2 separate regions of the Mus musculus genome follow, and region 2 is linked to region 1. The links are chromatin loops, found by intact Hi-C in ENCODE. Cell type or tissue: left cerebral cortex. All regions are shown on one strand. Each heading gives the region's core, and the rest is flanking DNA. Links, peaks and the distances in the headings are about the cores only.

Evidence for each region. A loop is a pair of places that touch in the nucleus more often than their neighbours do. Peaks named below come from ENCODE experiments on the same cell type or tissue, not always from the same donor. Only the 100,000 strongest peaks of a DNase experiment are listed, where the experiment ranks them.
Region 2: a loop joins it to region 1, with 2.7 times the contacts of the local background. A loop is called at or near these places in 18 of 42 quality-filtered maps.

What each region holds. Positions count from the first base shown.
Region 1 is chr4:70,351,347-70,362,083 of GRCm38, reverse strand. It overlaps Cdk5rap2 (CDK5 regulatory subunit associated protein 2), which reads left to right. Exons shown (of 37, transcript NM_145990.4): 7 at 1,119-1,273; 8 at 7,209-7,371; 9 at 8,433-8,474; 10 at 9,296-9,415. Among named protein-coding and RNA genes, the nearest start is that of Cdk5rap2, 54 kb to the left of the region's middle. In left cerebral cortex, for the core only: a CTCF peak has its summit at 5,799 (motif pointing right); DNase peaks (open chromatin) are centred at 5,851 and 8,991; H3K27ac peaks cover 583 bases.
Region 2 is chr4:70,267,671-70,277,038 of GRCm38, reverse strand. It overlaps Cdk5rap2 (CDK5 regulatory subunit associated protein 2), which reads left to right. Exons shown (of 37, transcript NM_145990.4): 22 at 331-565; 23 at 4,264-4,395. Among named protein-coding and RNA genes, the nearest start is that of Cdk5rap2, 140 kb to the left of the region's middle. In left cerebral cortex, for the core only: no CTCF peak of the experiment used is centred there; DNase peaks (open chromatin) are centred at 3,139, 3,444, 3,916 and 4,227; H3K27ac peaks cover 886 bases.

The DNA.
Region 1 (10,737 bases), core at 1,575-9,574:
TTTCCTTTCCCCTTTTTTTTCTCTTTCTCTCTTTTTAAACATACTGAAAAAGAAGGCACAAAGTGACCTGGGCGTTTGCTCCAGGTCACACAGGTGCTGTTAGGTGATCTGGCTGCATTTTAGGCTGCAGTATTCTAATATCTCACTCCACAACACTTTAGGGTTATGTTAGGGTCAAGTATGACATAAGACTGCTTGCTCTGTGCCTGGCATTTAGTAGGCAAATAACAGCATTGTTGTTGCTCTCTAAGAAATGTGAAGTGACAGGTAGGCCTCCAAAGCAGACAGTGTTAGTGTAGGGACTAAGAGGGGAAGAGAAGGCAGCCGTTTTTAGCTTCTGGGACTACAGGATTGGTGGTCTCACAGCAGCTCTTTAATGGAATTATGGGTCCCCTGTTTGCTAGAATAAGAACCCTGGGCTCAGAGATGAAATGACAAAAACACACAGCAAGGAGGCAGGAGAGGTGACCTTTGATCCCAGTTCTGTTTGGCTTTTATGTTTGCAGTGTAATCTGAGGCAGTGATCTGTGTGGTTGGAGACACAGGCCTACTCCAGGTCACCTCTCGAGCACCAGGGCCTTTTCCGTAACAGAGATATGGCCTGCAGGATTTAGAAGATAATTTCCACGGTGGCTTCTCTGAGCTCTCAGGAAGAGCATAAGAGTTTTTCACCACCTAAATCACCTTGGAGCTACAGAAGTGTGGTTTGGAATTGTATAGTCATTATCTTAAAAAGAAACAGTGAGGGGCAGGGGCTGTGGGATGAATTTGCATGGAGATTAGGGTGGCTGGAATGTATGCACATTTAGTATTGAGAAGCACATTTCTCCTTGTTCTCATTGAAGCTGTAAATATTGATCTGATTTTTCAAAACCCAAAGTACAGTTCTTGTAGAGTTGAGTCTTTTCCATTGGAAGTGCCCATTACTCTTCTGATACAAGAGGGAAAAATGGCTGGCAAATGTATTTATTACTGATTCTTTCCATGTATAGTACATCCAGGGAGGGGAAATGTGCTGGAGAAAAAGTCATAAATATTTATATTTTAATCCAATTTCCTTTCAAAATGTTCCCAATTGTATTGAAAAATTGCATCAAATGCATTTAATTTAACTGTAGGATGTGAAAGCCGCCCAGGCAGAACTGGAGAAGGCCTTTGCGGGGACAGAAACAGAGAAGGCTCTTCGGCTCAGCTTAGAAAGCAAGCTCTCGGCGATGAAGAAGATGCAGGAGGGGGACCTGGAGATGACTCTGGCTCTGGAAGAGAAGGACAGGTCTGGCGCTGATCCCTGGGAAACTCTAACGTCTCATTATGTGGAATGGGAGAAGATCTCCCCCTCTCCTTTCCCTTTCCTTCCCTCCTGCCATTGTTTTTCACTAGATTGTAATGACTTACTGGAATGTAGCCAGTACAGCAAGATAGACAACTGGGGATCAGAGTGGGGCTGGCAGAAAAGAAATGGCCTAGTAGTGGGTGAGAGATGGTCAGTAATAGTGTTGTGAAGGGATACGCAGATCTATTTACACATGTCTGGGTTTACTTTTGGCTATAGCTTCCTGGTAGCTAAAGGAACCCATGAGGTAAAACAAGCCATGCATTCAGGAGAAGCTCAGTTTTGCTTGGCACTATTGGAGGGAAATTCCTCCTGTGGTTCTTTCCACTGGGAACAGTAAGTGGTTGGTCCCCACCATGACTACGAGTGAATTTTGTGTGACCTGTTTTCCACCATGTTGTTTAGTACTGGCTGGAGGCCCAAAGTATGCAGTGCAATAGGCCAAAGAAGAGCACTGTAGACCAAATACAGAGTTCTTCAGTGCATAGTGAGTAAAGTGTATGCTGTTGGTTTAGAGAAATGGATGGGCAGTGGGGCTGTTAGGCCGTCTTTAATGACCACTGTGGCTTGCAGCCAGACTTTTGACAAAAGGTTAAGAATAAGTTGAAATTTTCTTCTGATATTTCGATGCTCTTATACTATTTGCTGGTCTCTGAGTGGGAGGTTGAGGTAAAACCGTGGAGACTAGCATAGGTGGCTGAAGACCCACACCCATTCATTTACAAGAGGATGAGATGGCTCCAGAGCGAATGGCCTTTTCTAGAGGATTGTGCCTGTCCTTTCTCTTCCCAGCTGCTCAGTGCCCTGTGAAGTGGTGTGCCCCTATTACATTGTTTAGGTAGTTAATAGCCCAGGCTGGCACAGATTCACTGTGTGGCAGAGGCTGGCCTTGAATTCCTGATGTCCCTGCTGCCATCCTCCCCGAGTGCTGAGTTTACAGGAGCATGTAACCCCGGCCAGCTGCTTAGGTCACCCCGGCCAGCTTTTAGGGTCACCCCGGCCAGCTGTTTAGGGTCACCCCGGCCAGCTGCTTAGGGTCACCCCAGCCAGCTGTTTAGGTTCTTATGGGCATGTGCTGTTTGCCTTTACTTCTGACTCAGTGCCCCTTTATAGTATTTAGGTGTGCCACTTTGTTTTCAGTTATGGTTGAACATCAGCTGAGCAAACCTGAGATTCTCTATGAGAGAGGGCTGAATCAGTGTTGAGGAAGCCGGTGGCCATGGTCTCCATATCTCAGTAACTACACTTCAGGTTCTCAGACGACTGACATTGACTGGACTGTATGTAGCCTTTTTTAGGTTTCTTTATTTTTTTGTTTTTAGTTTTCTTTTGGCTCATTGTTTTAGAGGCTTTTCTTTTTGTTTTGTTTTAATTGTGTGTGTGTGTGTGTGTACATGGAGATCAGAGGCTAACCCCCTTTTCTTAGTTTTGTTCTGTGAAATGGCCATGTTGGAGACACTGAATCCCCTAGACCTTAGAGTTATCATCTCCATCTACCCCTTTTCCATCCAGTATTATTCTTGGGCCATGTTGCTGGCTTGGAGAACTAGGCTGGGTGCAATTCCTGAACAGTCAAGAGCTACCCCACTGAGATAGTCATGGGTCATTGTGTTCCACAATCTATCTCTCTCTGTCATTTGACAGCAAAGTCCTTAGAAGGCATATATATATATAGCCTTGTCTTTCTGAGAGAACTATATATTCTAGAAGCAGGGAGTCAGGAGGTCGATTAGGCTACAGTAGAATGTCTGAGAGGCTGTCTTAGGTTTCCATTGCTGTGAGGAGACACCGTGACCATGGCAACTCTTCCAAAGGAAAACATTTAATTGAGCCTAGCTTACAGTTTCAGAAGTTTAGTCCGTTCTGGTCCTGGCGGCATGCAGGCACCCATGGTGCTGGAGAAGGTACTGAGAGTTCTAATCCTGATCCCCAGGCAGCAGAAGGAAATCTGTGTGTTACACTCAGCGTAGCTTGAGCACAGAAGAACATCTCAAGCCTGCCCCCACAGTGAGACACTTCCTCCAACAGTGCCATACCTCCTAGTAGTGCCACTCAATATGGCCAAGCATTCAAACACATGAATCTATGGGGGCCATTCCTATTCAAACTACCACATTGGCCATAGGGAAAAAGGAGAATTCTTGATACCTATGATGGAGAAAAAAGGAGAAGGTTGAGAAAGGGTTTGTGAGAAGTCCTGTGACAGTCTTTTGTGGGCCCTGACATCTTGGGCACTTCTTTCAGTGGCTCTATTGGATGGTTATGTCCTTTATTCAGCAAACACTTCTTGTGTGCCATCTGAATAAAGGACATAACCATCATACCAGTGATGAAAGGAGTGAGGTAGGGAGACTTTGATTGTCTGCACCAGAGCTAATGAAGTTACTAAGTAGGAGTGTGGGAGAGAGGGGCAGAAGGATAAGAACTAGAGGAGATAAACACTGCTTTACTGTAGCATTTACAAATTCAGTGCAAATGGGCCAGTAGACACTTTTCCAAGGAAGTGGGTGTCCTCTTGCCTGATCCTCTCATACCTGACTGTGTCCATCCCTTCACTTGCTATGTACTCCCCCATAATACATATCTGTGTTAAGATTTACTTGACAAGTTAGACAGAGTAAGAGATTAACAGTGAAAGTTAATAAGCAAACAATTGTGACAATAGTCTGTAGTAAAATATGTGAAGGTGGCATCTTTTGTATAACAGTGTACTGGGTTCACCATCCTTGTGGTTATGTTAGATGATATATGGTGGCCTGACACAGAGTCAGGTGACTGTGTAAGTGCTACTTAATTGTAAGCATCAGGAGACAGTTCTGATAGTCACTATGGCTACTGATTGATGAGCAGGGAAGTGGCATACACAGTGTGGGGATGCTGGACGAATCACTGGGCCTGGAGAAAAGAATCTGGAGTTTATCACAATGGCATGGGGAATCCATTGAGAAGTTAGTGGGGAGCTTGGAGAAATGAGATGATTAGATTTAAATTTAGAGCAGTTCCTTGCTTGCTTTGGGGATGCATTGCCACTGGGCTTTCATGCTGAAGCAGATGTCCAGATAAGTGATGACAGCCAAGACTGAAGGGCCTAGACCAAGAATGCAGCTGAATAGGTGGTGATGGAAGGGGAAGTGGGCACAGTGGGGAACACAGACTGATACCTCCCTTTCAGCTTGTGAATGAGTGGCTTAGGGGAGGTGGTACAGTTGTCTCCGCTTGGAGATGAGCAACAAGGAGGTGATCCTAGCGAGGAGTGGGATGAGGATGTTTGCAGTTAGGGCAGGAGTTGTGGGTTCTGTGGGTACCTGTGAGTGGGTTTTTAGATTCAGGCTGGCATTGGAGGAAATGAAGATTTACACTGTAAGCAGCGCTGAGCATGGTTGGGCATGCATTTGGAACTACAGAGACAACAGTGGTTCTGGTTCTGGAGAGAATGTTTTGGTAGAGATGAATTTCCAGACTGTGTAAGAGTGCTTTAGGGGAGTCCTAGAAGTTGCCCGTGCAGAGGGTTTGTATATGCAAAGGAAGGAAGCTTTCGTACTTTGTATACAAAGGCTACACATATAGATCATCAGGGTATGTTGCTTAAGCTTTGGTTTCTTATTTGTTTGGGAAGAGGACATTTGGGAGGATGGGTGTGAGTGGTCCAAGTGGTGGCTTCTCCATGGATTATAGATGGTCAAGTGAGATCCTGCTGCAGGCTGCATTTTCCTGGCATTTGCACAGGCCTGGCTTGACAAGTATAAAAAGTTGGCTTGTCAGCTCTACAAATATGTCAGTCGCAGAGATGAAAGTGTCCCAGCTAAACTTCCAGAGACCAGCAAGCAGCTGCCACCTTTATTTTCCCTCAGGAGATGCCTGTTTGGTGAATAGCCAGGGACTGAATCTTCTCGACGATTTCCCATATCCCATATCTAAGTCAAAGTTAGAAGTTTAGCCCGGCATGACAGCAGGGTTAGTCAGTTACATCCAGAGGAAATGGATCTGGATTGGCCACGGAGTAACCTGCTGTTGGGCATGTCAGGCTGTTGAATCTGGTCTGGGCCCCACTTGCATACTCTCTCCCAGTGTGTTCCTGGCTTCCCACCACCTTTTCATGCAGGCCTTTTTCTCTTCTGCATCTGAAGGTGATCTTGTTGGGGAGCCCTACAGGTTGACTATAAGCGACAGTTATATTATCTTCAAGTTAAATAGAGTTTTTAAAAGTTTGAATTACTTGCTGGCATTTAAAACATTGAATTTCACAGAAGAGTGAATAATTACTTTTCTTGAAAGCCTAGCAATGTTGGCAACCTGTGGTGCCTTCTTATTGGCTCAAGACTGCTGCTCTGTAATGGGCTGAGCCTTTAGTAGCCTTTAGTTGTCCTGGTTCTGACCCCCATCTTTCCATTTTAAATGTACATTTGGTGACTCTTAGCTCTCCATTTTCCCATTGATTATATCAGAGCTGAACCCCTAGAGGGCAGTATTGCACCTCCCTCCAGGTTCCTAGGCTCTGCAGATCCTACTGGTGAGCTCTGATGCACTGCACTGCTAGGCGTTTTTTGCTGCCCATGTCTGCCTCCTGGCCTTCGGCACGGAAGCTAGGTGCTTTACAAGGGCAACTCTCCCAGACCTCCAGACCTGTGTTTCTACAAAACTGGGTTGCTTTCTAGGCTTAGCCACAGAAGAGTTTTTTTTGGAGTAGAGTCCTCGGAAAGAATGTTATGTGTTGAAGATTTAAACAGTACATTCAGGGCTGATTTGGGGAGATGGCTTAGTGAGTAAAACGCTTGCTGTGTATGCATGAGGACCTGAGTCCCAGCACCCAGGTACAAGCTCAGTGTGATGACGTACATCCCTGCATTTCAAGGCGGAGACAAGTGAGTTCCTGGAGCTTGTGAGTCAGGCAGGTAGCCCAGCAAAACCAAATAAAGTACAGATACCATTGGGGAAAATGTCTGGACCCTGAGCTCTGACCTCTGTACACATCTGCATAGGTACACGAAACGTGCACATACATATAATCAGCATTGCAGTTGTCATTTGTTGAGTTCAGCTGTAGGTCAGAAGTACACTTTTGTTTTAAGTTGTCCAAACACAGGCTCAGAGAGATTGAATAACTTAGCTTGGTCACAGAGCAGTTGATCCAAGGACATCAAATTTGGTTCCGAAGAGGGAAAAGTTCACATTTTCTACAAGACATTATGGTTGTATGTGGCAAAGCTTCTCTGAGACTCAGAGATAGAAGATGCAATTTAAGGAGCTCTGGTGCTTGTCAGGGAGAATAGGAATGGGTTTGGACAGAAGGTAGCGATAGCATATGCAAAGGCATGGAGGGGCACAGGAGAGCTTTGGAGCGAGCTCTCTGTGAGCTGCTGTGGGCTGATAGGGCCCAAGACGAAACTGGAGCTGTTATGACTTAAGAGCTGGAAGCCTGGATGCCTTATCCCGAAGTGCAACCATTAGCTTGAGATGTGGTATGTTTTTAAGCATTGTTTGTGAGCTATGGAGAGAGTCCTGCTTTTTAAATCTATACCCACCAAACCAGCTTTTGGTTGGTTGTTTGCTTAGGCTTTAGGGACAGATTTCTTTTGGAGAGGGGATTTCTTACTTAAACTTAGCAATCTGCTGCTGGCGTGGAGATGCTGAAGGTCTTTGACCAGAGATGGTGCAGCTTGAGCTAAATCCCTGGGCAAGGCTAGAGACAAGAGGACTCATTAATGTCACATCAATTCTGTTCCTTGCTCTCTGACCTGCAGAATGCAATTTTGTTTATGTGTATTCATTGGACACATCTACTTTGAAGATGTCTGGCCCTCTTTCCTACCTCCTCCTGCTCCACTGAGCTAAGAGAGCAGCTCAGAATTAATATTTAAATTTTGTTCTCTTTTAGACTGATTGAGGAGTTGAAGCTGTCTTTGAAGAGCAAAGAAGCTTTAATTCAGTGCCTTAAAGAGGAAAAATCTCAGATGGCATCTCCTGACGAGAACGTGTCATCTGGAGAACTCCGAGGACTTTCTGCCACTCTGAGGGAAGAAAAAGAGAGAGACGCTGAGGTGAGGCGACAGGGCACAGCAGGAGGGGGAACACATCAGACTGCTCCATGGAAAGTGGGGGGCTCTTCAGCGTGCTGCGTGGTTTGCACAGTAACTTGTCCGCGCCAGCTCTCAGTCAGTGGAGGAATCAGCAGTAGCTGCCTTTGTTAGGGCCTGCCTTTGTTCCCGTGTCCCGAACCTGTGCGTCTATATTTCCCCACATGTGTTTTGCTGTCACCCCGGGGCTTCCTTCCTTTTCATCCGTAGGGTTTTTTTTTTTTTTTTTTTTTTTTTTTTAGTGTAAAACCGGTGCTTTGTCCATGTCCATGTTTCCTTTGTGGTTAGGGATAGGTCTGAGGCCATATTTGGTGTGAAACACCCAAGGACATGGCAGAAGGGGAATAACAGGTTCTGGGTATGACAACACATACTACCCTGTTCAGGCCTCCTGGCCTCTTGACCAAGTAGAGCTTGTGAGCCCCTCCCTGCCTGAGTTTAGGATCAGCTTCAGAGTGGTCATATTTCTCTAGGTGCCAAGAAGTGAGTGGCTAGTAGTTAGGCCCAAATCTCCTGGACCCCTCTTTGTTCTTGTAGCCTCCAGGGCAAGCTATCTTGGCCCTCCATTCTCTTTGGGCAAAGGCGGCTGCTGCGTGGTCTGTTCATATCAGGGTGTGCTCTGGAAGCTCAAGAAAGGTCCTGATTTCTTCATGGAGCAGCGTTCTTGTCCTTGTCACATTAGCAGACTTGAGCCTGATCAATTTTCATTTGCAGTGTAGTTGCTGCTGCTCTTCCTCCTGTTTTGACCTCCCAGGCCCTGTCCTCTAAGGGGCCCTTTACCTTCCCTTCTGAAGCACTGCCATGGACTAGCAGTCAAGCGTGTGGGCAGCAGGCTTCACACTTGTCCTCCAGCAAACCAACTCAGGCTGTGGGTGGGGCCAAGAAGGGTGCTCTTTTGTTAATGAGGGCCACAGCAGTGGAGGGAGTACAGAAGAGGCTCATTCTAAGGGCTGTGGGGAAGCCTTCTGATGCTCCTCCTCTCTGGGTACTCCTCTTTCGGCTCACTCATGAATGCCTTTTCTTAGGAATGGCAGAAGGAGAGAAACCACTTTGAAGAGAGGATCCAGGTATGTTGATTCATTTTAAGACCACATTTAAGACTTTCTCTCTGCTTGCCTCTCATTTGATTCTGAGTGTAAGAAATAATTCTTTGTACCATTCAGTTACGCATGAAGCACAGTAGAGAGAGTTGCTCAGTCCGTGCATTAGTTTCATCCCATGGACATTCCCATTTTACAGATGTGGTACCTGAGACTCAGAAGGTGAAGTCACTTGCCCATGACTACATAGGTGGGAGAGGGGTAATTTTCTTGTTTGATTCCAACACCCAGGCTCCCGGGGCCTTTAGTCACGACAGCTAGAATTTGTACAGTGCCTGCCAGTGTAGAAAGCACTTTCACATCCATTATCTCATCTGATCCTCACGACAGCCCAGAAGGGAGGCAGTACTGATTATCTTAAGACATGAACTAAGGACTATAAATGTATGGCTCAGTCTCCATCAAACCAGACTCTCTCCTAGCTTTTGTAGCATTAAGGAATGAAATTAATGATCTGTTATTTCCCTCAAATAACCTGGTACAGTTTCGAAGACTCTGATGTGACTGTATTCAGATTTTAGAAGGCACTGGCGTCCTTCCCATAGGAATAGCTGTCAGCTGCTCCTGCGATCTGATTCCCTTCCCTTCACCCGGCCCTGTTGCTTTGAGCAGTAACACAGTATCTGGGAGCTGATGCCACGGCAGTCGGCTCAACTAGGAAACATTAATCACAGGCTGACAGGAATAAGATAGAATAACTGCATTTGAGTGTGCTCTTAAAGATATATTTACAGTGCATTTTGGTTGGAACACATCAACTTCGTGAATCTTTTTCTAATCTAATTTAGGCACTTCAGGAGGACCTGAGAGAGAAGGAAAGAGAAATTGCTACAGAGAAGAAAAATAACTTAAAGAGTTATAAAGCCATTCAGGGTCTAACCATGGCATTAAAATCAAAGGAAAGAGAGGTATGTCTGAGGAGTGAAGTGGGATTTTTCTTTATTAGTTTCTGTGGCTTGCCTGTCCTACCATGAAGTTTACAGAAAGTCTGTAAGGCTAGGATAGTACAGAAAGTGGGTCCTTTGGTCATTTGGAGTTGTGGTAAACCTCAGTTAATGCTGTCTGCAGCTAAATATGGATGGAAGTTTCTAGTAAGCCACATTGAAAGAGATGCAGTGATGTAAGTTAATTTAAATAATACATAAACATAATCATTTCAACATGAATGCCATGAACTAAGCAGTGGTGAGCTATGTAGCATTTTGTCCCTCAATACCAAGAGTTTAAAGGACAGCCGTACCTCTAGCCTCTCACTTGAGACTTAGCCAGACATGTGGCTAGGGACTGCCTTAAAGGACAGTACAGGTTGACTCTTGAAGGACAGCTGAAACTTGAGATGAAGGAATTTGGGAGGCAAGGCTGTGGCTGGAAAGCAAAAAGCCTACCTGGCTTGTTGCCTTTGGTACCCAAGGTAGTGGCTGATGGCTCTTTTTTTTAATCACTTTTGGTACTGAAGTCTGTTGTATCTCAGTGAATAACTAAGGCTCTCACTCACCAGAGAGACCCAGCTCTATGGTGTGATGTGCAAGTCAGAGTGATGGGTGTTGGAACTGAGGCAAGTACAGGGGTTGAGCAGGCAGAGGGATTAGGGTGGATGTGAGGAGTAGATGTTGCTTAGAGGAGGAGATGCTGAACTGATGCTGAGCCCTGAATGGTGAGAAGGCATAAGCGGCTAAAGAGCTGCAGATGGGAGGCCAGTTTGGAGACACAATGGCCAAAGCATGTGGTGTGTGGCTGCACAAATGGTCTGGGGTTTGAGGGGAACGAAGTGCACGATTTAGATAAAACTGTAGATATTGGATAGGCTGCAAGGGTCTAGTTGTGTTGGGAACTAATCATATTATCTGCTTGCAGGGTACGAGTAGCCGAAGTAACAGCTACATTGTCACCATAGAGGCGCCTCTGGCTGTATTGAAAAGGGTGGATTCAGGAGGTAGAGAGTAGAGGCAAAGTAAGAACCAAGAAAGGCCTTTTTAGAACAGAGATCACAGCTAACTGGAGGAAGAAGACGGTATTCAAGAAATAATGCTAGAAATAATTAAAAATAGAGATACATTTGGAAAATCTGATACTTAGATCTGAGACTTCAGAGAACGAACAGTCAAGGTGACTCTAGGTGTCTTGTCTCGGATGACTGGGGATCTGTGGTGACACTGACATGGTTTAGAGCATGGAGAGTAGAAGATGGCATTGAGACAGGAGCATTGGCCTTGAGGGCTGTGAGGCCTCC
Region 2 (9,368 bases), core at 1-8,000, 83 kb after region 1:
GGAAATGAGGAAAGAGATAAAGACAAAAACAAAACCATTTCCTAGAAGATTGTGTGGCCATATTTAGAGTGTTTGGATTATCCAATGAAATCCATGGACCAAGGCCCAGAGAGCGTCTAGGGAAGACTCTTGACTGTCGGTGTGTATGTTTTTCAGGGAGGATGGGGAATCTTCCAAAATCTATGCCCTCTCTTAGGGATAGATTCTATTATCAGACTAGAGGTGTGGGTGAACAATTTGAAACCTATTTTAAAAACACAAGTATGTTGCCCATGAAACAAAAGAAAGTGTGTTTTAAGCATACTCAGTGCTATACTTGTCTGTCTCCAGGATGCCGAGAAGACGGGCTTGTTGATCCAATTAAAGACACCTGAGTTATTGGAAAATTTATATAATCTTCCTGCTTCGCCAGAGGTGGTGGTGGCTCAACTCCAAGGCCAGGTTCTAGAGCTGCAGAGGGAGCTGAAAGAATTCAAAACCCGCAACAAGCAACTCCATGAGAAGCTAATTCTGGCAGAGGCAATGATGGAGGGGCTGCCGGTGCCCAACTCTGCGCTGGTGAATGGTAAGCATCAAGAAAATGTGTCTCTGTGAGCTGGGTGAGCAGCCGACGGGGCTGACTAAATGCTAGTCCTGTTGTTCAGAATTGCAGAAAGTTTGTATATAAATTCTGTGAACGGCAGTGATTAATCTTAACTCCTGAAAAATGCACAGTGGAAGAATACAAGAAAGGGAAACAAATCAGTTGATTTCTTTTATTCTGGAATCTGGACTAGTGTGTGGGAATTGTAGTATTCTCAGGTCCTGGGAGGAGGGCTCTCTGCTGCATTCCTTTGAAATTGTGTATGGGTGCCTAGGGTAGTGTTGTTATTGTTTTGCTGTTTTGGACCATTTTTTTCAAACTTGTTCTTCTTTCATATATTATATCCCAGAGTTTCCCCAACACACACCAGCCCCTCCATATCCCCCCCCACACACACACACACACACACGTTTATTTCTCCTTTTTCCTTTGAGAACAGAACAGGCCTCCCATAGACACAGGTGCTTGGGTTTAAATCTGGGTTTTTTTGGGGAGCCTAGCTCCCAGACCTGTGAGAGTCTTAGTAGGTGGCAGTCTGGTTTGTAAGTGATGGTCTTTTTACAGAGTTCTCTGCCTAACCTGAGGCTGATCTCAAATGCTGCTGACTCTGTCTATTTTATACAAGTAACCCACTTCCCTACTCATGACTCTCTGAGACCTGTGGAGAATCCAAAGACTTAGGCAAAACACCTCAGGTGGTGTCTCCTAGTCCAGGATAGTAGTACTTCAAGATCACAGACCACCAACCCTCTGAGAATCTGGAGAGTATGAAGAACCCTCATAGAACAGTTTAGGTCACCACAAAAAGTAGCATTTACATTTACCCCAAAGGTTCAGGAACCTACTAATATGCCTATGTGGACACTTGATATTGACTCCTACTGTAAGCAAATAATAGTCACATGATAAAGCTTTATCCACCAAGGAAAGGTTAATTAAACCCTGTAAGCCGAGGTCTGTTTAGGCTCTCTGGCGATAGGAGCACAAAGGAGATGAGGTCTGTTTCCAGTTTATGTGTTTGAGTGTGTGAAGACAGCTTATAAGGATGTGTACAATGCTTGTGAAGACTGCTGTGGAGAAAAGTATAGCAGGATGAAGCTTGGGGAATGAGGAGTCAGCTGGGCTCACCAATGCTCAGGAATGTTGGAATGCTCTGACAAGATGGAATTTGGTTGGAAACTAGGAGGTGGCATCGTGCTGGTCCTTCTGGGAGGAGGGACAAGGGGAAAGGCCCCGGTGTTGCTTGATACGTGAGGACTTCGGTATAGAGAAGGGAGAACAGTTATATGGCTGGTGCGCATGGCCTGTGAGATAGGCAGAGATGTGTGCAAGATGAGGTCAGTGAGCAGCAAACCAAGTGTGATTCAAGAGACCATTGTAGGATGCCATCTTCACAAGATTAGAGACTGTTGGAGGCTTCTGAGCCTCAGAGGGACATGGTCTGACTTAAGCTTTAAAACAGGAATTGACAAAGTACTGTATTTGGGGCAAATGAAGCTTGCTGATTGCTTTTGTGATTTAAGCTTATTGATACCTAGCCCCATTCGTTCACATATCATTTGTACTGTTTCATTATGAAGTGGCGTTAAAGTTATGCTGGTGACCCTAAGGTCTGAAAGTGTATTACTTCACTTTTTGAAGGAAGGGTACAACTTGGACTTTAAAGGGGTAGCTTCCTTTGCACTCTACTGGAAGGATGTGGTTGCTTTTCAACAGCATAGGAAAGACCACAGGAGAGGGTGGCTTGGGGGATGCTAGATTTCTGGTTAAGAGTTTGTTGGACATCTTAGTAGAGACTTTAGGTAGGCAGCTGGCAACTGGTGAGTTTGGTGTCTAGGAGAGGCAAATAAGTTTGAAAAGAAACCAGGGAACAGCCGTGAATACCAATATTTGATATTGTGTAGCTCAGAGCCATACTTTGAGGCTGGGCATTCCAGAGGTTAGAAGGTCAATTGAGGAGGAGCAGCAGGTGAGGTGGGATACCAAGTACTGGTGGCGTCTCAACATCTCAGAAGCCGAGTTAGAGCGATCGATAGTCAGATATTGATAGTAAAATGTGGCTTGAGGATATGCCTTAGTGATTACTAAGGCCTTCCTTTAAGAAGAAAGCTTTTGTGGGAGGGGCTTGATTGACATGGTTTACAGAGAGAGAGAGACCATGAAGGTGAGAAGGTGGAGACAGCATGGATAGACACCTGAGGAATTGTGATGTTAGGCTAGATAAAGCGGTAGGGCCACCAGGTTCCATGTTACCAGTGAATCTGTAGAGACCCAGTGAAGCAGGGACTGGGATGACTGAGGGAAGAAAGAGCGATCAGTCAGCAGGCAGTCTGCTGCAGGAGCTGCACAGTGGGGATATCTGGAGGAGTAAGTGGTATGCACATGGGAGCAAGGAGCACAGGTTCGTATAGACCCCCTAGGCTTAGGATACCAGAATGTAGGAATAATAACCTCAACCTCAGAGGCGGCAGGAGAAGCTGTTTCCATGAGACAGCCCAGGTTCTCTTAGAGCAGGAACTGAGACGAATGTTCAGAAAGCTTGGCAGTTTCTAGCTTACCAATGAAAGATTCGAGTATTGAATATGAAATCGTGCCAGACCAGGGCATTTCTAGAGTGGGTCAGGAACTGGAGGTAATTCTCAGAGCCTTGGGCTTCCTGTGGCATTAAAATTAGAGTACCTTTTAATTGTGGAATCCATTGTACACATTAAATACATGATGTAATTGAATCTTCCTACCATCTTTGGAGGCAGCTCCAGTAATTATTGTCTATCTTAAGCCCAGGCAGCAGTTGAAGAGACAGAGTGACTTGGCCACAGTCACACTGGTACTCATTGCCGGAGCTCCATTTGAGGTAGCCTGACTGTCTCCAAAGCTCGTATTCTTTCTTCTTCCAGGAGACCTAGCACATAAATACTCTCATAGGGACTTTTTCATGCTCTGCAGCCAGAGGCAGCTTCACTTTTATTTTAGGTTGTCTCTTAGATTCACCTACTTGACGTTTCAGGGTCAGTCATCTTCCATAGAATCAGACTTGCCTCCCTCCTTTCCTGCTCCCCATTAACCCATCTAGGCATTTAGTTACCCTGTTGGTATACATTATCTAACTACCTGCTGTGTCTCCGGCCAGCTTTGAGACTAGGAGGAAGACAGACCACATATAGTTCTCTACCTTCTCAGAGCTCCCTGTCTTATATACGGAGGGGGCAGATAATTAAATCAGCGTTGGTGGGGTAGCATATGAGGGGAAAGTGCTGTGACAGAGGTGACTCAGCCCAGCAGAGAGACTGGCATTTTTCTAGGACTTGCCATCTGCTCTGTACACTTGCTGAGACCCTGGGGTGCATCATCCAGGTATCTCAACATCTCAGAAGCTGAGTATTGCTCTGGCCATCACCCAGGAGCCTCTGGGCTTCTCGAATTTTGCAAAAGTGGGCATGGGTTGATGGAATTCATTTTCTCACTCATTTTTTTGAGAACTTGGATTTAAACCATTTCAGACAAGCTGTACTATATTTATGCTTTTATGTCCTGTTATGGCAGCTCGATAGATTAATTTTATCTTATAAATTGCATTTTCCCTCCCTAGTGTTTTTATTCTCCCGGTTGTATCTTTGTGTTCTTCTCAGTTGCTTGGCTAAATTTCAATCTACAGTTTTATTTTTCTGTCTCCTTGCCAGTGCCTGCAGCCCAGGCTGTTGTGAGAACAGCCTTCCAGGACAACCCAGGCGAGCAAGAAGGACCTGAAACCACACAGTCTGCTGGGAGAGACAAGGACATGGACAGTGACCAATATACAAGCTTTGAGATCGGTTAGAATTCAACCACCTATTACTGAGTACTAGACATTGTTCAGGATTGTTTTATATCAATGTTCTTGCTAGGCCTCTTGAGGGCTTTGATTAGCATTCCCATATAACATGTAGGACTGGTGAGGTTAATTTGAAAATTACTGACTTAGGGTCGGTCACACAGCTGGGAGGGAGCCAGAAGAGTCAGGGAACATCATAACGTCTTTGGGACTTAATGGTCTAGCATCAGACTCTTCGAGGTAGAAGGTGGGCTCAGGTTGTTTCATATAACACAGTCATTGCTCAGAGCATCTCACACTTCATGGACATGGGATCGTAGCAGGCCACTAGGATCCAGCTTAATGTTAGCTGTTGTTGAATTTGTCTTTGTACGAGCAGCGAGGCCTCCAGCAAGTTGTATCACCTCCCTTTAATTATGAAGTATTAAAAGCACACAGATATACATAAAGGACAGTACAACAACTATCCACATTTCTGTTTATCCAAGATGAGCCAATGCTTAATGCTTACTCCCTTTTCCTTAGATGTTTTATCTTTTCATTAAAAACAAAATCACTCTTGTTTTGGATAGAATTCACTTCATAAAACGTTGTGATCATTGGGAACTCTAAATCTGTGATGAGATGGCTAGGGAATAACCAGTCTCTGGAAAAAGACTGAGCCGTGGCCTCAGAAGGTCTGCAGTGCATTCTCCTCAGCCTGGACGACTGCACGGCCTTGTGTTTCTTCTGGGTGTTCTGGGCGTTCAGTCCAAAGCTCCTGTACCAGGCAGCAAAGTGCTGCTTAGCTCAGTGTGGGTTATGGTTTGCATGTGAAATGCCTCTCACAGGTTCATGTGTTTGAACACTTGCTCCCTAGTGGAGGTGCTGATTTTAGAAGCTGTGGAGCCTGGTCCTTGTTCATGGCTAGCGAATGGTGGAGGTCTCTGGATGGTGCCTTACTCTCTCAGTAACCACTTGTCACTGAGCTGTATATATCTTTAGGAGTGTGCGTCCAGTGCAATACACATGTGGCTGCTTCTTCTTGAATTCCCCTTTTCCTTGCCTCGCTGAAGCTTCATTCTGAGGTCTCTACCCTCAATGTATCTTTTGTGGGCATACTTTTTGACTTTCTTAGGACTTGAATACTGGTGTTGAGTTAATTTGTTCACTGACTGCCTGGCTCGGAGCCGCATGCCATGGGTAACACCTTACCTTTGGCTCCTTTTCCAAGAACACCTTGGTAAGTGCTTGGGGAGTGAATGGAGGCCATAAGTTGCCCGGGTCCTATTGGCCTTACTCTTGAGGCTTCAGAGATGTCTCTACTCATGCTTTTGACATAGGAGACCCCAATCATAGGAGTAGTTTAACAGAAAGCATCATTTGCAGTGTTTCTGTTTTATAGTTTGGGTAGATCCTCCAGCTCTTAAAGCCTTCAGTAACACAGACAACTCAGGTGGGGTGCTGGGCACATAAGCCGCTTTTGGTACATGCATAATCTTAAGTCCCAGGCCTGCCAGCCTGTGAGTTCAGACGTGTACTTATACACATTATACACATTATACATATACACATTTCTCACAGCGTTCATACAGTTTTAACCAAACAGTGGAGGTGCTTTCTTCAGAACTTCATTTTGGGCTGCTGAGCAGAGGTTAGCAAAGTGACATTGCGTTACTGATGCAGGCCATAAGACTTGCTATATATTGGCCTTGGAGCTAAGAAGTCAAATCCCTGCCTCTGCTAATTCACAACTATTGTAGACGGTGGACTTTTGAGGGTACTTCTTCTTAAGACAGGTTGTGGTGGTGGTGGTGTTTTTGTTTTCCTTTTACTGACAATGGATTTTTTTCTCTCTCACATAATGTATACTGATTATAGTTTCCCCTGGCTCGGCTCCACCACGTTCCCCCTCACCTGCTCACCTGTCACGATCTACTACTCCGTGTTTCTGATTTGAAAGTAAACAGGCTTCTAGTGGATAATAATACAAAAGAATGTGTAATAAGATGAAACAAAAACTATCACATGGGAATTGAACAAGACAAACCAATAGAAGGAAAATAAATATCTCAAGAGAAGCCACAAGAATCAGAGACCACTGATTTGTACCTTCAGTGCAAATCCAATAACAGCACTAAACTGGAAGCCATAATGTATACCGGATGGACCCGGGTCAGACCTATGCAGTCCTGTGACTACTGCATCAGTCTAGGAGTTCATGAGAACTTTAATTACATTGATTTAGACGGCCTTATTTTCATGATATCCTCCATCCCCTTTGCCTCTCAGACTCTTTCCTTATCTTTGTCTGGAGATTTCCATGAACTCTGAGGGGAAGAATTTGATGGAGATATCTCATTTAAGTCTGTGTGTTCTAAGGTTTTTCATTCTCTGCATTGTGTCTAGCTGTCTCTGTATTTGTCTCATTTGCTGCAGGATGGTATTTCTCTGGTGATGGCTAAACAAGGCACTGCTCTGAGTATAGCAGAATGTCATTAGGAGTCATTTTACTGCTGTTTTTTAAAAAGAATAGTAGTATTTGTTTTTACCCTATGTCCCTGGGCTATGTAGTCTCTGTTTCTTGGTCACTCAAGCTGTGCCAGGTATAGATCCCATCTCATGGAGTAATCCTGAAGTCAAATCAGATATTGATTGGTTATTCCCAAAATGTTTGAGTCACGATTGCCCTAGCAATTCTTGCAGACAGAATATCATTGCAGAGTAAAGATTTTGTGGCTGGCTTGGTGTTTACATTTCACTTTCGGTAGTAGGTATAAGACCATCCTTTACCAAAGATAGTAGAACCTAGGAAATGGGAGTGAAGACTGTTCATACCAGCTTGACTTCTCCATGCTCAACAAGATATGCAGGTGTTTTCTTCAGTAATGGGGCCTTGCTGACAGTTTGTGAGAACAACCCGTAGCCTTGGCAACAGCCTGAGTTGTTTGGAGATTCCTATGGGACCTCTTTGACCAACAATTCAATTAAATGTAACCCATCTCAGGACTGAAGGTTTCATTTGGTGACAAGAGATGAACAATTGGGACTCTGTCTCCTCCATTGTTTGGCATTTCACTTAGATCACCTTCATATATGTATATTATCCCGTCCCGCGGGATTCAGTTATTCGTGGGTGCGAGGGGGACCGCAAACCTGGAAGGAAATGGGAGTAAAAGAAAGAAGAGTCGGAGGACCAAGTAGATTGAACCTATCAAGGTCTCGTTTATTAGGCTGAGGTGCCTTCTTTTTAAAGCATACATCTCGGGGAATATGGGAGGGGTCTAGGGAGAATTATACAAAGAACAAAGAAGTGGGCATCTGCTGACATGGGGGCCGAAGTCAGGCGCCAGGCAGTGGGCACTCTGGATCTTATCTCTGGAACATCGATCCTCCTTGACGGCCTTGGGGGTCAGGCTGGGCTCAGGCGTAACTCATGTCCTTGGATGGCATGGGAACTCAGGAAGAGATAGGGAAGAGGGGACTATAATTTAGCTTTTACAGCCTCAGGTGCCAGGAAAGGAATAGGGAGGAAAGGGGGGTGACAACCAGCTCTTAGTACAAGGCCCTTGATTTGTTAAGGAGATTGTGAAGGGCTCACTTTCTCACGGGATGGTCTCTGACAGTATATATTTTAGGAAGCTTCTACTTGTATTGTGTTTCCATAGTACCTTGAGGGTGCGTCTAAAGGGTGACATATAGGAATGCTATGCTTGTTGGTTTGTTAGGAGCAGAGTTTAAAGTGAAGGTGTGAGCATACACAATACCCCTGTCACTCTAAGTGCCAGGTCTCAAAGTGACATTTGTGTAGGAGTTGCCTTTTTCTATGCTTTATGTTTTATTCCTTCACAAAACACATCAAGATTATGTTTAGTTTTTTGAGGGAAGAAAGATTTCTTCTTCATACTATCAAAAGCAAGCCATGGTATGAGGTTTCTATGTTCATGGGGCTATTCAATCTTTTGATGTTGCAGCATGACATTGTGGTCTATAGATGTGGTAGGCTGCATCCTCGGCTTCCTGGGACACATGTAACTTATGGGGCTTAGGTTAGTATATATTTCCTTATCTTGGAGGATGACTTCCTAGAAGAAAACCTTGCTGAGAGATCAGGTGTTCTTTCTGCTTCTTATCCTCTTTGAGCCCAGTAGTTTTCACGTACATTTTCCATCGCCCGTCTTGTGCCGGATACCAGAGAAACAGATGAACAGCATGGTTTCCCCTTGATGACATATTAAGCACTGGAGAACTGCTATATTGGGAATACTTCTATTAAGGCATGTACCTACTGTTGTCCAAAAATCCAATGATGATATTGACATTGTTAACAATGATAAGAGTAGCCTTGAGACTGTGAGGAACAAATTATAGAACCTGTGGCTCCACAGACTGTCTTTCTGAAAGCCATCCTAGATCATCTAGTCCGGCTCATGTTGTTGTCTTTAAAGCCTTTTCCTGAGCCAGCCTTTGCTTTGATGCCTTCCATGATGACATCTTCTTCCATCGTTGACGAATTGGTTCTAAAGAATCAAGGAGCATTCCTGTTCTCTGAATTCATTTACTGCTGAATTTATTATTCCTGTTAGTCTTTTTCTGATATTGTTCAATATAATCTCAACCAACAAATACTGCTGGTTCTTCTCCTGAGTGGTGTTCTTGTTACCTTGCAAGTGAAATTCTGGAGGCTCAGAGTGGCCCATTAATTTGCTCAAGTAAGGTTATTTAAAACAAAGTGGCACAGCCAGTGTTGGAGACCAGGTCTTTTGATTTTAAAGAAGAGATTTTTCAGGCCTAGAAAGATGTCTGAGTGGATAAGAACCCCCACTTACAATGGACCTATATCAAAACCTAACTCCTGAGCTCACAACTGCCTGTAATTCTGGTTCAGCCACTCTCTCCTGACCTGCATGGGCACCTACATGTATGTGATGCATAGACAAGGGGGCACATAATTGTACACAGAAAAGTGTACAGTCCAAAGGTAGGCTCACAGAG